Linked DNA regions of Mus musculus: region 1 is linked to region 2. Evidence: chromatin loops called from intact Hi-C (ENCODE). Cell type or tissue: left cerebral cortex. All regions are shown on one strand. Links, peaks and the distances in the headings refer to the core of each region. The heading gives the core; the rest is flanking DNA.

Region 1 (10,174 bases), core at 1,128-9,127, 450 kb before region 2:
CTGAGGGAGGTTACTAGAATCCTTTTTTTTTTTTTTTGGACAGGGTTTCTCTGTGTAGCCCTGGCTGTCCTGGTATTCACTCTGTAGACCAGGCTGTCCTCGATCTCAGAAATCCACTTGCCTCTTACTAGAATCCTCCTAACATGTTGTTTTCCTGAGTTTCCAAACTGCCTACTTCAGGGAGTGAAGAAAGCCGGGGAAGTCGAGGCCCTGAAGGCCTGAGCAGGTGCTGGGTATTTCCTATAATTTCTTCCTTGATTAACTCACACATTCAAACAGGCACGTTGATTAGACACACTGGTGGTTTAAATGAAAATGGTCTCCACAGGCTCATATGTTTGAATGCTTGGTCCCCAGTTACTAGAACTGTTTGAGAAGGATTAGGAGGGGTGTCACTGAGGGTTGGTTTTGAGGTTTCAAAAGCCCATGACAGCCCGGCTCCCCTTGAAAGATCCTGATAGAATGTAAAAGTCACAGAAGCCCTGAAATTGGCAAGATAGATTTCATTGTTAGCAGAACTAGCTTCACTAGTTTAGGAACATAGAGGTGCACAATGCCCTGGCCACTCCTTGAACCTGTGTGTCTGCCAATGTTTTGACCTTTCCTTGACCCATGTGTGTACCCACCGATGAAGCCCATTGCCAGGTGTTTGTGATATTGGTTGCTGAGAAAGACTCAAAAAATCTCCCCAGCAACCACAGCCCGGCCAATCCTGAGTTGCTACACCTGCACCAGACTCTTTCCTTGGACCCCTCCCATACCCATTTCTTGAGAATAGACATTGTTTAGATCTGGAAATCCCCTACTCCACCCCCTTCTCCTTTCTCCCCTGAGGGCCTATAAAAACTGGGACCCCTTTTCCCTCGAGGTCGACTCCTCTACCCCTGCGTGGGATACGAGTCATCCCCAGAGCTCTGGCTTTCCCCGAATAAAGCCTCATGTGGTTTACATCAAGCTTGGTCTCTCGTGAGTTCTTGGGTGTCCGCTATTGTCCTGAGGCCTGAGCAAGAGGCTCCTCTTGGAGTCTTTCACCCTCTGTGGGGCAATGGGCTATGCACAGACAGCCTCCAGTCGAGCTGAGGTGTGGAATCCCAGTGAATCCTAGTGGTGATCATTTTCACCTACATGGGACGGAAGGCGTTCCCTCATGTCTCCTGGACCCCTAGCTCCTGTTGAAGTTACCACAGCCCCCACAACCCCCACAAGAGAAGCATGTGGCTAGCAGTCATACACAATGATGTTCCAAGCTTCTGACCTTCAGGCTAGACTCCTTCCAGTTAAGATAACATGCCCACTATAAGAGGGGCTGTTTGGCTCCTCCTTGCTTTCTGTAGTGGCTATTCCTGGTTGTCGACTATATTTGGAATGAACTACAATCCAGAATTGGAAGGCTCACCAGTGACCCTAATCTGGAGGCTTGGAGATAGAAGTTTCTGATCTGGATCTTGGTATGGAGATCTTGAGGTATAGTGGCTATGGATTACAGAAGATTAAATCTCTGAGCTCAAGGTCATCTGGGATTAAAGGTGTGGTGGAACACACCTTTAATCTGGGCTACACCTTCTGCTGGAGACAATATAAGGACATTGGAAGAAGGGAGTCTTGCTCTTGCTCCTTCGCCTGCTTGCTGTGTGAGACTGAGTAACTGCTAGATCCTTGGACTTCCATTCACAGCTACTACTGAACTGTTGTTGGGAATTGGACTGCAGACTGTAAGTAATCAATAAATACCTTTACTATATAGAGACTATCCATAAGTTCTGTGACTCTAGAGAACCCTAACTAATACACTCTCTAAGCCCTCTCCTTTCTCTAAGCCTTCACCTTTTTTACTCTCTAACTCTTTCTCTTTTTCCCTTTCTCCCTCTCTCCATATGGCCATGGCCTGTCTCTCTCTCTTTCTACCTTCTCTCTATCCCCCTGCCTTTCTACAATAAAGCTCTAAAACCATAGACTGACTCTGTTCATCAAGGCCTGCTGTGCTTGCACAATGGGATAGGCTTTCTCCTAAGGAGCCCTGCCTAATCTCTGCTCTCTTCTCATATCTCCAGGGCCAAGAGTGTCACCCCAGGGCCCCTATTACTGGAGGCTGCCCCTTGTCTACCCTCCACCGTGTGGGGTCAGTGGCTTCACACATCCAGATGCCCACCAGAGTCCTCCCACATCTGCCTGCCCAGAGCACAGGAACTCTGGTGGGACTCAGGCTCTCTACCTCCCCCCTCTTCCCTTACACCCACAGTCCCACCCCCACCCTGTTTCCTACGAATCAGGACGTAATGCTCTCAGCTACAGCTTTCTGCCATAAACAAGCCCCAAATAATTGGTTTCTTTTATCAGTTGTCTTGGTTATGGTGTTTCTTCACAGCAATAGAACAAGAACTAAGGCAGCTGCCTTCAATTTATCTTTTTCTTGTGCTAAAGCTAAGGTTCAGAGGGATTGTAGCATGCTAGACATGGGTATACTAATATGGAGATACACCCCCCAGCCCCTCCCTGGGGGGATTCTAGGCAGGGGCTCTACCCTGAGACACACCCCCAGCCCCTCACTGGGGGACTCTACCCTTGAGCCATGGCCCAATACCCATACATTATTCCTGGAAGGAGTGCCCTGGCATTTATAGCTTCTCCCTGAGGGATCACATCCAAAGATTCCTGGATCTGAAAGGGGATAGACCCATGTGAGGAGTGTGCCTACAGTGTGCAAGATGAGATGTTTATAGAGGGATAAGGAAACACTAGTAGCTAGTGCTGAGCGGTTGCTGTAACCGGTGGATTCCAGTTTCTCCATGGGAGGAATAGCATGACTCTCTCACCCAAGCTTCGAGATTGTGCTGCAAACTCACCTACATCCTGGAGTTAGCTGGCCAGAAAGTGGGGTTCCGGAGGCCAGACTGATATAGTATGAGGTCATCTCTCTGAGCAACGACTGCTTTGAATGGGAAATAGGTTAGATCATCCCATCCCACAGTATGAAGACAAGATTAACAGTAAGCTCTCCAGGAAACATGGCTTCATCTTAAAGGTCACAGAGATGACAGAAGATATTCCTGTTGAACTGTATAGTTGAAGAGTGTACGTGTAAAATGTGCGAATGCCTAACCTAGCCTGTCCTCCTTCAGGGCCAAAGGCACACAGCGTGACTGGGGCATCTCACTGTCAGCTTTTCTGATGTCCTGTTCCAATCATCCTGGAACCTGTAAGTCTCCAGTCATTATCCTAGGCCTGAAGTCACTTTGACTTTGAGGAACAAAGAGTCTTGAAGACAGATTACCAACAACCCCCACCACTAAAGCAAGAACAGCCATCTCCTGAGAACCTGTTTTTTTTTCCCTGTGATGGTGTGTATATGCTTAGCCCAGGGAGTGGCACTATTAGAAGGTGTAGCCCTGTTGGAGTAGGTGTGGCCTTGTTGGAGTAGGTGTGCCACTGTGGGTATGGGCTTTGAGACCCTCCTTCTAGCTGCCTGGAAATCAGGATTCTGCTAGCAGCCTTCAGATGAAGATGTAGAACTCTCTGCTCTGCCTGCACCATGCCTGCCTGGGTGCTGCCATGCTCCCATCTTGATGATAATGGACTGAACCTCTGATCCTGTAATCCAGCCCCAATTGTAACCTCTCTTGGATTCAACTAGTTTCCTTTGATGTGACACTGTCTGCCACCTGCCATGAGGCCTAACCAGTTCGCCAAGATTTTCTGCAACCTGTGAATTTGGCAACTTTCTGCTAAAAGGCTGTGCTGACAACTTAGCATCTCAACATTAAGAAATTTGGCATGGTGGGGGATGGGCCTCCCCCTCTTCTTTATAAGCACGATCCTCATTGAACCTTTGAGCCTTGAACAGACTAGCTTGTCTTGGTTTCCATTATTTCTTGACCCGCCTAGGTTCCCCCTTCTCTTTCAGCTCCGGTTGCCTCCCAGGCTGGAACCTGGACATGAGAGCCACAGGCCAGCCCCAACAATTTGGCATACCAACGCGGGGCCTGGGAATGGTAGAAGACGCTGGAAGAAACACTGCTGGGATGGAGCTCCACAGATAGGAAAGAATTAACGTTGTGTTGGTTTGTTGTCTGTGTTTCGTCCCTTGTTTCTGAAGCATGGTGCAGTCTGAGTTTGGATCCACCTGAGTTTGGTTTCTCTGGTATTTATATAGGCAATGGGGTTTTCTGAAATGTGCACTTGGTATTTGCAGCTGTCCTTTCGGACCGTAAGGACCGGAGAACTATGGTCAGCAGATGTGCTAGGAAGACTGCTGCCACCCTGGGGGACACCCTGGGAAGTGGGGAGAGCCAGGGACCCCTGGTAGTCTCCCGAGATCCGTTGGTCAGAGAGACAAAGTTCTGAAGTGGAAGCTTACCCTTCCAAAATCGCCTAATTCTTTTGCCTGCTTGTGGAGGACGAGAAAGGTTCGAGTGTGTCTGGATCGGTTGGTCTCTGTTTTGTGTATTTTTGTGTATGTGTTTAGAGCTATGTGAAAATCTAGAGAAGTGAAGGTAATTCTCATAGGTGCCTTATACCCTGACTAGAGATAGTTACACATGAGAGAACAGGCTTAAGAAAAGCAGTACTCTGGACTATTTGGGGATAATTTGGTGAAAGAGAAAAAGAAAAAATAAACAGTATTAATTGGCCTTTGGAGCCCTGCACCTGTAGTTAGAAGTCTAGTGTGGCTGGAGAAGCCCCTGCTAGGAACTGATGGATGTTTTTCCTACAAAAATCTCTGTGCTTGTGATTATTGTGTTTAGCTGTATACAAGGTGCTTTTTATTTTATAATTATAGCTAGAAAAAATAAAATTCTCTGATTGGTCTAAGTGTAGCCACTTCATTTGGATTTTTACTGGTAATGTGCTCTGCGTGTCTTCACAAGAGTATCAGCTCATAAGTTATTGATTAGGATTAAATAATTGTAACATTGATAACAGAAGGTTAGCATTAAATTGGCAACTCAGGCCAAAAAACTAGGCCTCTTAGGGATACTTCTAGTTGAGATAATATCTAATGTGATTCTTATCCTAGAAAGTAGAAAGATAAGATTAAAGATAAGATTTAAAACAATGTCTCTTTAATGGAGCATTAAAATTCACACTGTCATACTTTCATAGGTATAAATTGGCAGCCAAATTACATAACATGACAGTAAAGTTCCTAATATTGGTTCTAAAGTGATATATTGCTTTGAAATTGGGTATTGCTTTCCCAAGGCTGTAGATATTATTCTAACGTTGTGTAAGAAACTTAAAAATTATGGTTAAAAGTTGCCAGTGTTCCATTAACTGCAGCTGGCAGTTTGATCGCAAATTTAAGATTTTATACTCACCCATATATTGTTAGTTAAGATTATTATGAGTAATCTGCTTATGAGAGTGCTACAAAACTAGACAGAGTTATCTAGATATGTTTGTTTTTTGAATTAGACCCTTAGACAGTAGATTTTGGCTATAATTGCTGCCTGGCAAGAAACTGCAGTACAGGCAAATTTTTCTCAGCACCAAGGTTATAAAGAAGGTTAACTATAAGTAATCTTAAGAAAGACTGTCCAAAAATTAGAAGCATAGACAGATAGTCAAATTGTTCCCCAAAATCTGTCCTTATTACAGGAGGGCCAAAATGCTTGGGTTAGAAATTTTTTCTTATGTTTGAGTTAATGCAAGTTCAGAGCAACCTCAGGGAAGTTGGCACAAAATCTCCTTTGTTTCACAAACTGTGACTAGGGAAGTTCTGAGAACCTCTCCCCTCCCTGCCTTCAGGGAAAATTCCTGTTAGCTAAAAGAACATTGTTACAGATCTAGCCAGATGCTGTTCTAATAAAGTTTTAATTCAAGATTTATGAAAGGTCAATCAGGCTGTAGAATTTATTAGGACATTGCGATTTGACTTGCCTACTTTATCTAAAGTTATAGATTGAAAAGTTTGTTTTTTCTTTTGCATCTGGATAAATTGTAATGGGTTTGCTTCTAGTGAGCTTGTAACCACTGGAAAATTTTGCCTCTAGGTGTGGCTTAAATAGCTTTACCTCATGTAGAAAATTTCTTATGGACTCTCCTTCAATACAAAAAGCTAAGAGTTTGAATCTTTCAGTGTATGTTGCGCTCACCCCTCACACGATCGGATTCTTCTCAACAGCTTTATTGCAGGAACGCCTCGATGCTATGGGAACCCCGGGAACCCAGGGAGGACTGCTTATATACACCCCAGCACTGGGGAGGGCTATGTGTCCTCCTAGGATTGGTCAGTCTGCTGGCACTTTAATTTGCATGCACCTGCTCAGGAGGGGTTGGCGCCAGATTCGGGCTAGCGCCTGCGCAGAGGTGTTGTTTACAGCGATGGTGTACCGGAGACCGGCACCATCTTTTAGGCGCCGGCTGCCTACATCTCCCCCTTTTTTGTTTAATAATATGATGCTGGACTAGGTCTGGGCAAGTCTGTCCATCAGCCACGGCTCCTGTCTTAGGTCGATCCTTTCATGTCACAGCCTTACCTGTCCTAGGGTTACCCTATCGCCTCCAGGCCCCATGTCTGTGCATAAGGAAAGTTGCCTGTTACTGGATACCGTGGATCTGTGTGACTACAACTGCCAGATGACCTAGGGTGAACTCTTAATTTTTTAAAGAGGCCAGCCAAACATTGGGAGATGTGCCATCTTTAATTGCCATCAATGCTTGGTACACCACTGCCTTATACTGAGAGTGCTCTCGGTTGAATCGACACAATAGTCAGATACAAAAGACACAACCCAGGAGGACTACTGCCCCCCAGGCCAACATTCCCGCCCATTCCTTAAAAAATGAGAAGGCATTGGTGATCCAGGAGGTGAAGTCCCCCAAGGTGACAGGGTCCAGTCGAGTGCTGTTGAGTTTGGCAATCTGGAGGAGCAGCTTTCTGGACAACTGCTCTGCTTTAGCCGACCAATTTCCTACTCAGATAAGAGGTGAATCTGTTCAAGAGACTGAGAGAAATTAGCTTGTACAACTTTATACAATTCTTCAACCTGTTCTTGAACTAAGTCTATTAAATAAGAGAGAGTCCCATCTGCTTTGATATGACTGAGGAGGCATACATGACAAAATGTGGCCTCAGCTTTTGCTACAAGTGTATTCATCAGAGTTTGGAGGACAATAATAGATGTCCCAAGTGTAATTATGTTGTGGACAATATTGACCATCTCTATCCTAATTTCTTGGTGAATGAACTCATTCTCAAACAGAAGCAAAGATTTGAAGAAAAGAGGTTCAAATTGGACCACGCAGTGAGTAGCACGAATGGGCATAGGTGGCAAACATTTCAAAATCTACTATAGGCAGGAAGGTGGGAAGTTTCACAACCACACAGTATACCCTGCCAATACTCTGCTAAAAAACATGTCCTTCTGGAACTATTACAATCTATATCTCTGTTGGGGGGAGCAATTTTTGCGTCAGCCTCTCTGGTACCCAAATCGGGTGTTCTTGACCCTGTGGAAAAACACAAACAGCTCCCCTGGATCTCAAAATAACAGGATCTGGGCCATATCATTTTCCAGTTAGGACATCTTTCTATTTGACATCCTGTTTAAGGATAGGTGAGGTCATGGCATGCCTATCTGCAGCCGAACGACCATGTTCATCCAGAATTTAAAAATTTAAAAAATTTAAAAATTTAAAGTAAAGAGGGCTAAAGATAATTGTGGCCGGCCATCAGCGATTCCCCCTTTTTGTTTTTATAAGAGTTATTTTAAGGTTCGATGTGCTCTTTCCACAATGCCTTGGCCCCGTGGATTGTAGAGAAGGCCAGTAGAGTGACTAACCTGCATTATTTTGCAAAAGGTTTGGAATGATTTTGATGTATATGTGGGGCCATTGTCTGTTTTTAAACTATCTGGCCTTCCCCAAGCTGCACAGGCTTCTAGGCAATGGCCAACCACATTGCGGGATTTCTCACCGGACATGGGGGAGGCAAAAATGACATCTGAACAGGTGTCAATTGAAACATGAAAATATTTTAATCTTCCAAATGCTGAGACATGAGTAACATCCATTTGCCACGGTTTTAAAGGAAGCAATCCACGAGGGTTAATACCAACATGAGGAGGGTGGTGAAATTGTACACACTGTGGGCATTGTAACACCACATCTCGTGCTGAGGCTTGAGAGATATCAAATTTCTGCTGAAGTGTGGCAGCAGGAACATGATACAATCGATGAAAATCTTTTGCAAGCTCCAGTGGGGTGGCGTGAAAAATAAATTCCATGCAAGTGCTAGTGTCCACTAAGGCATTTCTTTCAGCCATAGGGCCTGGCAAGGTAGAGTGAGCTTGAATATGTTGAATAAAGAATTTATGTGTTCTTTTCCAAGTCAATTTTTGTAACTCTAATAAGATGGTGCACACAGGGCTGGTGGGTCTAATGGGTTCTGCAATTTCTAATGCACGCACTGCATTTACTACATAAGCTGAATCAGAGACTAGATTAAAAGATTCCTTAAAAGCTTTGAATACTTCCAACACAATTTTACATTCAGTAAGTTGTGGGGTGCCAGGATTGTATTGAAAAAGAACGGGTTTTTGAGAATTAACTACATAGGCACCAACACCTGTTTTAGAACCATCTGTATAAATATCCAATGCACCCAATATGGGTTTAGATGCTGTGACTTTGGGGAAAATCACTGGATGTTCACTAAAAAATTGTAGCAAAGGATCTTTGGGATAATGATTATCTAATTCCCCATCAAAATTACAGCACAATAGGGCCCAATCATCTATCAAAGAACTTAGGATCTGTATTTGATTAGCATTATAAGGTGTAATGATTTTCTGAGGGGGTGCTCCAAAATGTTTAATACATGATTTAATGCCCAAAATCGCTAATTGAGCTACAGCAATGGGATAATATTCAAGGGTTTTATTGGGAGACACATGAGGATAAGTCCACAATAGAGGACCTGACTGCCACAACACTCCTGTTGGTTGACGGAATGTCTTCAAAACGCATAGGAGGATGTCCTCTCCTTCTTTCCATCTATACAGCTTGGCCTTTTCTAAACACCTTTCTACCTTTTCTAATGCTACTCGGGCCTCAGGGGTGAGAGCACGAGGTGACGAAAGCTGTGGATCGCCCTTCAATATATCAAAAAGAGGGATTAATTCAAAATTTGATAGCCTCATATATGGACGAATTCAATTTATATCTCTCAACAACTTCTGGAAATCATTCAATGTTTTCAAATGATCTTTACGTAATTCTATCTTTTGAGGTGTAATAAAATGTGGAGTAATTCGAGCACCCAAGAACTCTCCTAAATTTCCCATTTGAACTTTATCAGGAGCTATAAATAATTGTTTCATTTCTAATTCTTTTACTAGCTTAATATAGGCTTCATCTGAACTTTCTTTATTCTTTGAGGCAAGAAGGACATCATCTATATAATGTACTATCCTTAATTTTGGGAATGCATTATGGACAGGTTGTAGGGCTTCTCCTACAAAAAGTTGACACATAGTAGGACTGTTGGTCATCCCTTGAGGTAAAACTATCCACTGATACTGTTTATCAGGCTCTTCATTATTTACAGAAGGAAGAGTAAAGGCAAAGCGCTCGCTATCACACAATGCAAGGGGAATAGAGAAAAAACAATCCTTAATATCAATGATTATAATAGGCCACTCTTTGGGCAAACTAGAAAGTAGGGGCAGACCCCTCTGTATGGGGCCCATAATCTGCATTTGATTATTAATGGCACGAAGATCATGCAGGAGCCTCCATTTGCCTGATTTTTTCTTAATCACAAATATGGGTGTATTCCAAGGTGACTGGGAAGGTTTAATATGTCCTAATTTCAATTGTTCCTCTACTAATTCTCTGGCAGCTACTAATTTTTCAGAGGAAAGAGGCCATTGAGGAACCCATACAGGCTCCTCTGTTTTCCAAGTAATGGGTATACCACCCTCAACGGCCCCTAGGAAAAACCCAATCCCTTTTTATCTTGTTTGAACTTTGCAGGGACTGGCATAGTCATGCCTTGTAATGACTTTCCTAACCCTTTTCCTGGAGTGTAGCCCATACTAGACATAATTTCTCGGGCTTGTGGGGAATACTCATTAGTTAGTCTAAGATACATTTTGGTTAAGACATCCCTACCCCATAGGGTCACAGGAATATCCACAATATAAGGAAAACATTTCCCTGACTTACCATCCTC
Region 2 (10,174 bases), core at 1,555-9,554:
GAGGGGTCCGAGGGGTTGAGGAGACCTGAGTCCTAATTAGAACCAGCTCAGTGGTTAAAATGACAAGAAAATCGACAGTGAATGAGACACCAAAAGGAAAGTGAAGGCAGGCGCCAGGCAGAAAACTAACTGACACAGAAGGACGAGCACTGTTTGTTAGTCTGCCAGGAATTGGCAGACCTGCACAAATTCCAAAGGGCTTCAAATGAGCAACCCAACAGCCAAAGTGAAGGGTCAAGAGGTCCCTTCAACACTTGCATCTTTGAGATCAACAGCATGCCTGCCTGTTCTCCATTGAGGCCCAGTTTATCCAGATACCAGAAAGAGAAACCAGAGAAAAACTTACCAATCGGTCAGGACCAAAAGAATAAAGTTGCCAGAGACTTGAGGTCTCTCTTCCTCAAACTGTGAGCTTCTTGGGCCTCTCACACAGCAGGGGAGAACTCTACACTTTCCTGACCCATGCACCAAAATGTTGGGGTCACAGGGCACACAAATAGTGAGAAAAGGACGACCAAAATCAGAATTAAACCAAAAGCAATTTTATTCATCATGGGAAAATGCTTCTAACTGATTATGTACAATGGAGGTCAGGCTCGGAGCTGACAGCAACAACCCTAAGAAAGCAGGATCAAGTCTCCTTTTGAAGCACAAAATCACAAGCAGATAGATGTTCAGGGGACCATAAAGAAGGAATTCATAGACTGAGAGCTAGTCCTAGGATGAGACTTTTCACAATATGATGTGATTTTTGTTGTTGTTGTTGTTACAATTTAGGCCCAAGGCTACTCTAATGCAATAGTTTTATATCAACTTTTATGAGATTAGCACAGGCCAGGTGGTTTTTTATAGTAAATAAAAATAATGTAGAGCTTGTAGTATATGGGGGCAGCAGAGCAATGCTCTAGGCTCTTCAGTATGAATTCTAAGATGTACAAGAAATAGGTAATGATATTGAAAAGCTTCTCTGTATTCCTTACATCGAAAGGGCTTCTCACAAATGTGGATTCTCTGATGAATTCTCAGGGCTCTTCCATGAACAAAGTCCTTCCCACACTCCTTACACTGAAAGGATCTCTCACCAGAATGAATTTTGCAATGCTGTCAAAGGTTTGAACAATGAGTAAAAGCTTTCTCACACTCATTACATTCCTATGGTCTCACACTAGCATGAAAAGTCCTATGTTGAACAAGGCTGGAATCACACTGGAAGGACTTCCCACATACCTTACATTCAAGGGGTATTCTGCTTCTATGAATGATTTTATTGTTCTTAAGCTGGCTGGGAAAATAAAAAGCCTTTCCACATTCTTTACACTCAAAAGGTCTCTCACCACTGTGAGACTTCTGATGATGAATGAGAAGTGTGTTAAGTCTAAAGAACTTCCCACATTCTTTCACAGGGTTTCTTTCCAGTGTGAGGACTCTGATGTTCAGTAAAATTTGACCTTCATTGCAATAAAACCCCACTTTCCTTTCACTCCTAGGGTCTCACATCAATATGAGTAAGCCGATGTTCGCTAAGCTGGTACTTATGTCTGAAGACTGACCCACACACCTTACACTTGGAAGATTTCTCTTCAGTGTGAGTTTTCTGATGCTCAGACACGCCTGAAGCCTGAAAGCCTTCCTACTGTATTAAAGGGTTTCTTACCAGTATGAATACGCAGGTTCTGAACAAGGTATGGGCCAGTACAAAATTTCTTTCCACATTCATTACATTTGAAATGTTTTTCACCATGAGATTTCTGAAGTCCTGTAGCTGTTAGGGGAGTCTGAAGGCCTTCCCACACTCCTTACACTGAAAGGGTCTCTTATCAGAATGAATTTTCTGATGTTGCATAAGGTATGAACAACATTTAAAGGCTTTCCCACACTTAACTACTCTCATATGGCTTCACATCAGCATGAATAATCCTACGTGTAACAAGGGTGGAGACTCGGTTGAAGGACTTCCCACATTCCCTGCATTCAAATGGTTTTTCACCTGTATGAATGGTTTTATGGTACTTGAGCAGGTCAGGAAGATGAAAAGCCTTTCCACATTCATTACACTCGAAAGGTTTCTCACCACTGTGAGACTTCTGATGCCTTGTGAGCTGTTGGGGGAGTCTGAAGGCCTTCCCACACTCCTTACATTCATAGGGCTTCTCTCCAGCATGAACACTCTGATGCTGAGTAAGAGTTGAACTACAATCGAAGCACTTCCCACACTGTTTACATTCATATGGTTTTTGTACGCTGTGAGCAAGAGTCTGGCAGGTGTAAGGAGGCACTCCTTCCTTCTTAGTAATCTGCTGGCCAGCATCTCCTTCCTGACAGCCCTGCAGTCCTTGGAATGTACTACATTTAGGGCCATCACTAAACCTGGAGCCCCTAAAGTCAAAAGTTTTACTTGATTGTCTTATGTTCTGTTTGGGTGAATTTCTATTATAACTATGATTTTCCAGAAATAAATTTTCAGCATCATAACCTGCCTCCAAATCTGAAAGAAAAGGACAAAGCAAGAATACTTCATTTTCCTGTAACATACAAACACATATTTTCCTGTAATATAACGTCCATTAAATGAACAGCCAGACTCTAAAGTATTTTCTGAGAAGCTGTATGGGAGCACGGAGAGCAGCAGTAAGGAAAGTTTATGTAAGAAGGTACTCTTTACAGTAGAACAGGTTGGAAATGGGACAATATGTCTGTTTAACAAGATTATAACTAACTGTTTTAAAATAATTGTACATGCTTATTTTCATACTATTTGAAATACAAACTGTTAGCAATCAGACATGTGCACCAGCCTGCCAACAGGGACCCAGCTGCAGCAGCTTCTGGCATCACGCAGAGCCACCTGGTCCTCAGAGTATGTCAGGTGCAGCGCATAAAAGGTACAACCAACAACCAATGCAGAGCTCTTTCTTTCTCTCTGTCTCTCCCTCCCTGCCCCCATTCTCTCTCTTTCTCAATCATTGTCTTGTTCATATTCTCTCTCCTGCTTTCTCCCTCTCTATCTGAATCCATGTCCCCAGTCTGAGACAGCCTTTCACTCTCCCCAATCCTCCAATGAACCTCTTGATCAATTGTGTGGTGTCATTTTTTTAGTGACACACCTTGGCACAGGCCTGTCAAATGTACTCAAACCTTGCCATTTTATCCTAATACAAACCCTTGTGTAAAGGTTTTTGAACCAGATCATGAGAGAAAAAAAAAAAGACCTATACCACAAAAATACATATCTGTCATGTTATACAAAAACTGGCCTGGACTTGGAATTCTTTAAAAATAAAAAAATTAAAAAGGAGGTAAAAAAACTGTCATGGTGGTGGTGGTAGTGGTGGTACACAACTGTAATTCCATCAAAAAGAAGCCAGTGGTGGAAGCATCATGAATTCCAGATCATCTTGGATTATATAAGAAGACTCAGTGTGAGAAAACACAAAAACAAGTTAAAAGGAAGATACAATTCCCCAGTCTCATCCCAGCTCTGTAGCAGATCACCTGCTTGGCCTCTCCTTCTTTCCTGCCCCATCTCCAGCCCATCACATTGATCTACACCTCCAACCATCCCTTTCTGTATTCACTGCTTTAGCCCAGCCCCCAACTATGAAACAGGTAGGCGGGCCTACTGCAGATCTTCACCTCTCTTTCAGCTCTTCCAAGTCAATCTCCAGGCTCATCCCCAGCTCTGTATCAGACCATCTAATGTCGCTTCTCCTCACCCTGCCCCTGTTTCCAAGGGACTAAGCAGATTACTAGTAGAAGACATGCTTTCTTCCTTCCTTTGGACCCCTCAACATCCCTCTCCTAGTGCATCCCTATTTCTAAGTGTCAGCTGCCAATACCAAGAAATACATTTTACCTGTGACTCCCAGTGTCCACATCATTCAGGATTCCACAAGAATTTTCTCCCAAGTAACACATGGCTACCACACTCTCCTAAGAACCAGAGAGGACAACAAAAAACCAAGGAACAAAAGACCCACCTACAAAGATATGACCAGACACTTAGATATAATGTTTCCAAAGGCAGATGCTGAAATTTCAGTGAAAACACACAATAAAAGTTAGGACAGTATGTGTGCAACCCTACAGCAGGCCCTGGGTATTGTAACATAGCAGAAGCACAGGAAAAACATTAAAATAGATTTTTATAAACGTGAATGAAGTCATTAAAAAGGAAGAAATCCCCTAATGAAAATACAAACAATGGAAGGAAGAGAATGAAACAGTTCAAGACCTTAAAGCAGAGTTAGAATCAATAAAGAAAGCCAAAACTCAAATACATCTGGAAATGAAAACCTTAGAAACTCAAGCAGGAACCTCAGAGGCAAGCCTCACCCACAGAATATAAGAGATGCAAAAGAGAATCCCCGGTACTGTAGACACAATAAAACACATGAATATCATGCTCAAAGAAAATGATAACTCTCAAAAAGTTCCTGTACAAATCATCCAGGAAATCTGGTACACAATGGAAAGACCAAAGCTATGAATAAGACTAGACGAAGGAGAAGAAACCCAGGTCAAAGACACAGGAAATACTTTTCAACAAAATCATAGAAGAAAATTCCTGTAGTCTAAAGAATAAGATGCCTATTATGGTACAAGGACCAGCAGAACACCAAATAGACTAAACCACACAACAAGGTCCCCTCAGCACATAATAATCCAAACACTAAACATACGGGACAAACAAAGAATATGAAAAGCCACAAAAGACACAGACCAAGAATAAAGGTATACTCATTAGAATTATACTTGGCTTCTCAATGGAGGATTGAAAATTCAGAAGAGAAAGAACACATACTTTACAGACTCTGAGGGACCACAGATGCCAGCCGAAACTATTACTGCCAGCAAAGCCTTCTATTGCCACAGATGGAGAAAATAAGACAGCCCATCACAAAACCAAACTTAAGCAATAGCTATCTACAAATCCAGTCTTTAAATAGGCAGTGGAAGAACAATTCCAACTAGAGAGATTAGCCATACTCAAGAAAATACAAGGAATAAATAGTCGCAGACCACCAAATCAAAAGAGACACACCTAGACACACCCACCACCACCACCATTTAAAAAAAAACAACAAAGAACAAAACAGGAATCAACAAACACTTCTCATTCATGTATATCAACATCAATGGTCTCAATTCTCCAATTAAAAAGATGCAAACTGAGAGAGCATGGTGATGCATGCCTTTATGTCCAGCACTTGAGAGGCAGAAGCAGGTAGATCTCTGAGATTGAGACCAGCCTGGTCTACAAACTGAGTTCCAGCATAGCCAGGTACAGAAAACTGTCTGAGAGAGAGAGAGACAGAGACAGAGACAGAAACACAGAGAGAGACAGAGACAGAGACAGAGAGACAGAGGGAGGGAGGGAGGGAGGGAGGGAGGAAGGAAGGAAGGAAGGAAGGAAGGAAGGAAGGAAGGAAGGAAGGAAGGAAGAGAAAACTGGGCTGAAGAGATGGCTCAGCAATTAAGAGCACCGACTGTTCTTCAATTCCCAGCAACCACATGGTGGCTCACAACCATCTGTAATGAGATCTGATACCCTCTTCTGTTGTGTCTGAAGAGAGCAATGGTGTACTCATATACATAAAATAAATAAATAAATAAATAAATAGATATTTTTTAAAAACATAGAAGAAAATTTCTCTGACCTAAAGAGATACCTATAAACATAGAAGAAGCTTACAGAACACCAAATAGATTCCACCAGAAAAGAAAATCCCTGTCCCTCCCCCCCACACACACATAATAATCAAAACACTAAATGTACAGAACAAAGAAAGAATATTAAAAGCTGCAAGGGGAAAAGGCAAAGTGTCATTTGAAGGCAGACCTATCAGAATTACAACCCACTTTTTAACAGAGCCTATAAAAGAATGAAGGGCCTGGACAGATGTCTTGCACTCTCTAAGAGACCACAGTTGCCAGCCCAGACTTCTATACCCAGCAAAACTTTCAGTCACCATAGAGGGAAAAAACAAGATAGTCCATGACAAACCAGATTTAAACAATATCTATCCACAAATCCAGCCCTACAGAAGATACTAAAACAAGCTTCAATACATGTAAATTAATCTAAATTATGCACATGAAGTTTGAAAATCAGAATTAAATTTAAAATCAAGGACAGATAACTGTATGGCAATATATTAATTTCCCTGTTCCTAGGACAAATAGCTGAGAAAGCAACAGAAGGAAGGGAAGGTTTATTGTTGCTCTTGATTCTAGTGTTCAGTCCTTCACTGTAAGAAGAGGTCATGGTCGGAGGAGTTTGGGGCTGATGGTCACACGGTAGTAGCAAGGGGAGAGTGACATGCTCATTTTCAGCCAGCTTTCTCCTTTTATGTAGTCTAGGATACCGATTTCAAGATGTGTCTTCTCACCTCACTTAACCTCACATAGATCATCCCTTACTGACACATCCAGAGGCTGACTCATCTAAGAGATCCTCGTAGTCATGGTTTGAGGCTCCTCTCCCAGGGGATTCCAGATCCTGCCAAGCTGACAATATCACAAACACATTTCCTAAGATACTGGAAACTTGAACATGTATGAGCACTAAAATAACTGAAATCATATAATGTTTGAGTCATTCCTTTACAAAATATAATTTTCTGCTATGCGCCAAGTGATAAAAATTGCAGGTGTGAACATTGTCAGACCAAAATGAAGTCATTTATATCAGACTCTGGCTAGATGGAACCTCAAGGTTGAGAAAGGAGTTTGTAGCCATGTGTTGAGAATTCCTCCTTTCCCTTCTACCTTTCTGACTTTACACTCACCTCTTCTAATTCTATTTCATGTGAGTGAGCCATGCCTCTCCACAGTAGAGACAGATTTCCATCCTGTGTGGATTTTATGTGTGTGTGTTTTCTAGTTGGTTGGTTGGTTGGTTTGTGTTTTGTTTCTTTCAAGATTGGGTTTCTCTGTATATCCTGGCTGTCCTGGAACTTTCTCTGTACGCCAGGATAGCCTAGAATTCAGAGATCTGCTACATCTGCCTCCCAAGTGCTGGGATTAAAGGTGTGTACCACCACTACCCGGCTGGGTTGTTTGTTTTAAATAATGTCAGACCTGAATCTACTGAATATGAAGCATGCCTACTATAATTAGTGAGCCTGGGTTGCTGCCTTTCCTCCCCATCAATGCTTAACTCTCTCTAAATCCCACGAAGTCATGGATGGCCTGTAACTACAATATTAACTGAGGGAACGTTGTTCATTCCATTCCTTTCTTGTCTTTCTTGTCTTTCTTGTCTTTCTTGTCTTTCTTTCTTTCTTTCTTTTTTTCTTTCTGTCTGTCTGTCTGTCTGTCTGTCTTCCTTCCTTCCTTCCTTTTTTTTTTTGTGTGTAGTGTGCATGTTGCATGTGTGTAGGAGACTGGCGAGCTTGACTCATGCACTAGCAAAAGACCAATAAGACAAAAAAAAAATGGCGAAGCAAATGAAAATTAAAGTTCACAAAAATACTACTGAGTCATTTTGTATTGACCAACTACTCCTGGGTATGTGATCATGCTGCTGTTGGTTGTTATGCCCAGTCTGACTGTGTGTGCTCATGTGCACATGCATTTTTTGTGTTTTGTGATTCTGTGAGTTAATATCTCATGTGTGTTTTAGGGGTAAAAAATAGGCATCTAATCCCATGTAGCTGAGTTGGTATATGTTGTGAGCTACAGGATGTGGGTGCTAGGTGCTCTAACCACTGAGAAATCTCTCCAAGTGCAAAATAAAATTGAGTCTCAGACACTGGACAAATGTCTCAAGTGTTATGTGCATTTACTGTTTTTCCAGTAGATCTGCATTCAATTCTCAGTACCAACATCAGGTGTCTCTCAACTGTCTTAACTGCAACTCCAAGGGATCTGACTGACTCCTTCTTTTTTTTTTAAGATATATGTATTTATGTATATGAGCACACTGTAGCTGTACAGATGGTTGTGAGCCTTCATGTGGTTGTTGGGAATTGATTTTTTTAGGACCTCTGCCCGCTCCGGTTGGCTCCGCTTACTCCAGCCCAAAGATTTATTTATTATTATACATAAGCACACTATAGCTGTCTTCAGACACACCAGAAGAGGGCATCAGATCTCATTATGGGTGGTTGTGAGCCACCATGTAGCTGCTGAGATTTGAAATCAGGACCTTCAGAAGAGTAGTCAGTGCTCTTACCCAATGAGCCATCTCACCAACCCTGACTGACCCCTTCTAGGCTCTACCTGCACACACTCATATGGTATGGACTTACATAGAGGAACAGCTGACCAAAAAAGGAAAGAAAGAAAGAAAGAAAGAAAGAAAGAAAGAAAGAAAGAAAGAAAGAAAGAAAGAAAGAAAGAAAGAGAAAGAAAGAAGGAAAGAAAGAAAGAAAGAAAGAAAGAAAGAAAGAAAGAAAGAAAGAAAGAAAGAAAGGAAAGGAAAGGAAAGGAAAGGAAAGGAAAGGAAAGGAAAGGAAAGGAAAGGAAAGGAAAGGAAAGGAAAGGAAAGGAAAGGAAAAATCTGAAGATACTTAGATACTTAGGAAGCTAGAGAGGTGCATTAACAGTTAAGAGCACTGGCTGTTCTTCCAAAGGACCCAGATTCAATTCCCAACACCCATGTGACAGCACACAACCAACTTTAATTTCAGTCCCAAGAGATCCAACACCACTTCTAATCTCTGTAGTCACAAAGTATGCTGGTGGCACACAGATATACAAACAGGCAAAACAATTACACACCAAAAAAAAAAAAAAACCCTATTTTTTTAAGAAATGTATTTTAAAAAGACAGTGACAATTCTGTTTCATACAGTACAGAGAAACTCATGTGCCTGCTCAATTTGTCTGCAGAGGCTGAAGCTGGTTATAGAAAGGGATTCATTGCTCCCTCAGTTCTCCATCTCCATCCCTGTACCAATGTCAGCAAGGAGAAAGAATGGAGGAGTGGAACAGAAGAAGGAACAAGGTGGAAGTCAGCTGGAGGAGGAAGGAGAGGAGGAGATGATCAAGTGGCCCTTACCCCAGCAATGGAGAAAGGGGACTTAGGGAATGATCACGGTTTTGGTGATTTTTGTTTTTCCTAGAACTAGACAACTTCTCTAGGAAGTTCCTTTTTAAGTTCAACAAGCAAATCATGGGGGAAATGAAACAACTTAGAAAGCAACAAGCTGCCACACCCACTCCAGTGGAGTCTCTGTGACAAGTCCAAAAGTTTGGCCACAGTCCTGAGACAAAAAGTTTCATGGAAAACTGGTCTCCTGGAGTCTTTGGCTTCACATAACATAGATGTGGTCCAGATTTGTCCTTGCAATAATCGGTGAAGGTTTTAGCATGCTTTCTTTCAGTATTGTTTTATTATAAGTACCTCAAAGGAATGATTTAACAAATAGCTAAGTTAGATTGAACATTGCTTCCTGGCCTCCACCAGTGTCCCAATATCCTAGGCAATCGTTGAGCCGACTTTGGGCTTTGGATTTCTTAAGAATGTTACTATTTAGATGAAATGCCTCCAGTGCTGATAGAGAGATAGTGAAAGAAATCAGGCATAGCAGTTTACTGGATAAGAGTTAGAAATCTCAGGGCAAGTTCAACAAAGTAAACCTAGAATTCTCATTACAGCTCTCTCTCCCTTCTCCCCTCTCTCCATATGGCCATGGCTGGCCTCTCTCCCTCTTTCTACCTTCTTTCTTTCTCTCTGCCTTTCTACAATAAAGCTCTAAAACCATAAAAAAAAGAATTCTCATTACAATCATGTATGTCAGACTAAATTACGCAATAGTAGAAAGAAGAAAGAAGGTGAGTTGTGGTTTACGAAGGAACTAGAGTACTTAGAATAACAGCTGAGTTACTCCCACATGCAAGAATTTACAATGGCCTAGGGAGAAGGTGGATTATACAATAGACTAGAATTGGAACTATGGCTAGGGCTTAAAGTTCTTGCCCCTGGCTTCTAAGAATAAGCTGAACTTAGGTAGGGCTGATTTTTATCTCAGTTGTAAACACTACCTGGTTCCTGTTAACTTTTATGTATGCATTTCTCTGTTTTGTGCCATTATGCATCGATGACTTAAATGTACCTTGGCTAATGTGTTTTCTTCCTCCTTGTTTTCTTCTGTAATATAAGTCTGATGCTCACTTTGAGAAATTACATTCAGATCCAACACTCTCTTGTGTTCATGTCTGTTTGTCA

The links. Hi-C counts contacts between places; a loop is a spot of excess contacts. Peaks named below come from ENCODE experiments on the same cell type or tissue, not always from the same donor. Only the 100,000 strongest peaks of a DNase experiment are listed, where the experiment ranks them.
Region 1: a loop joins it to region 2, with 6 times the contacts of the local background. A loop is called at or near these places in 2 of 42 quality-filtered maps.

What each region holds. Positions count from the first base shown.
Region 1 is chr7:28,232,769-28,242,942 of GRCm38, reverse strand. It overlaps the pseudogene Gm18672. Among named protein-coding and RNA genes, the nearest start is that of Eid2, 30 kb to the left of the region's middle. In left cerebral cortex, for the core only: no CTCF peak of the experiment used is centred there; no DNase peak of the experiment used is centred there.
Region 2 is chr7:27,785,800-27,795,973 of GRCm38, reverse strand. It overlaps the pseudogene Gm29810. Among named protein-coding and RNA genes, the nearest start is that of Zfp626, 16 kb to the left of the region's middle. In left cerebral cortex, for the core only: no CTCF peak of the experiment used is centred there; DNase peaks (open chromatin) are centred at 2,208 and 6,511.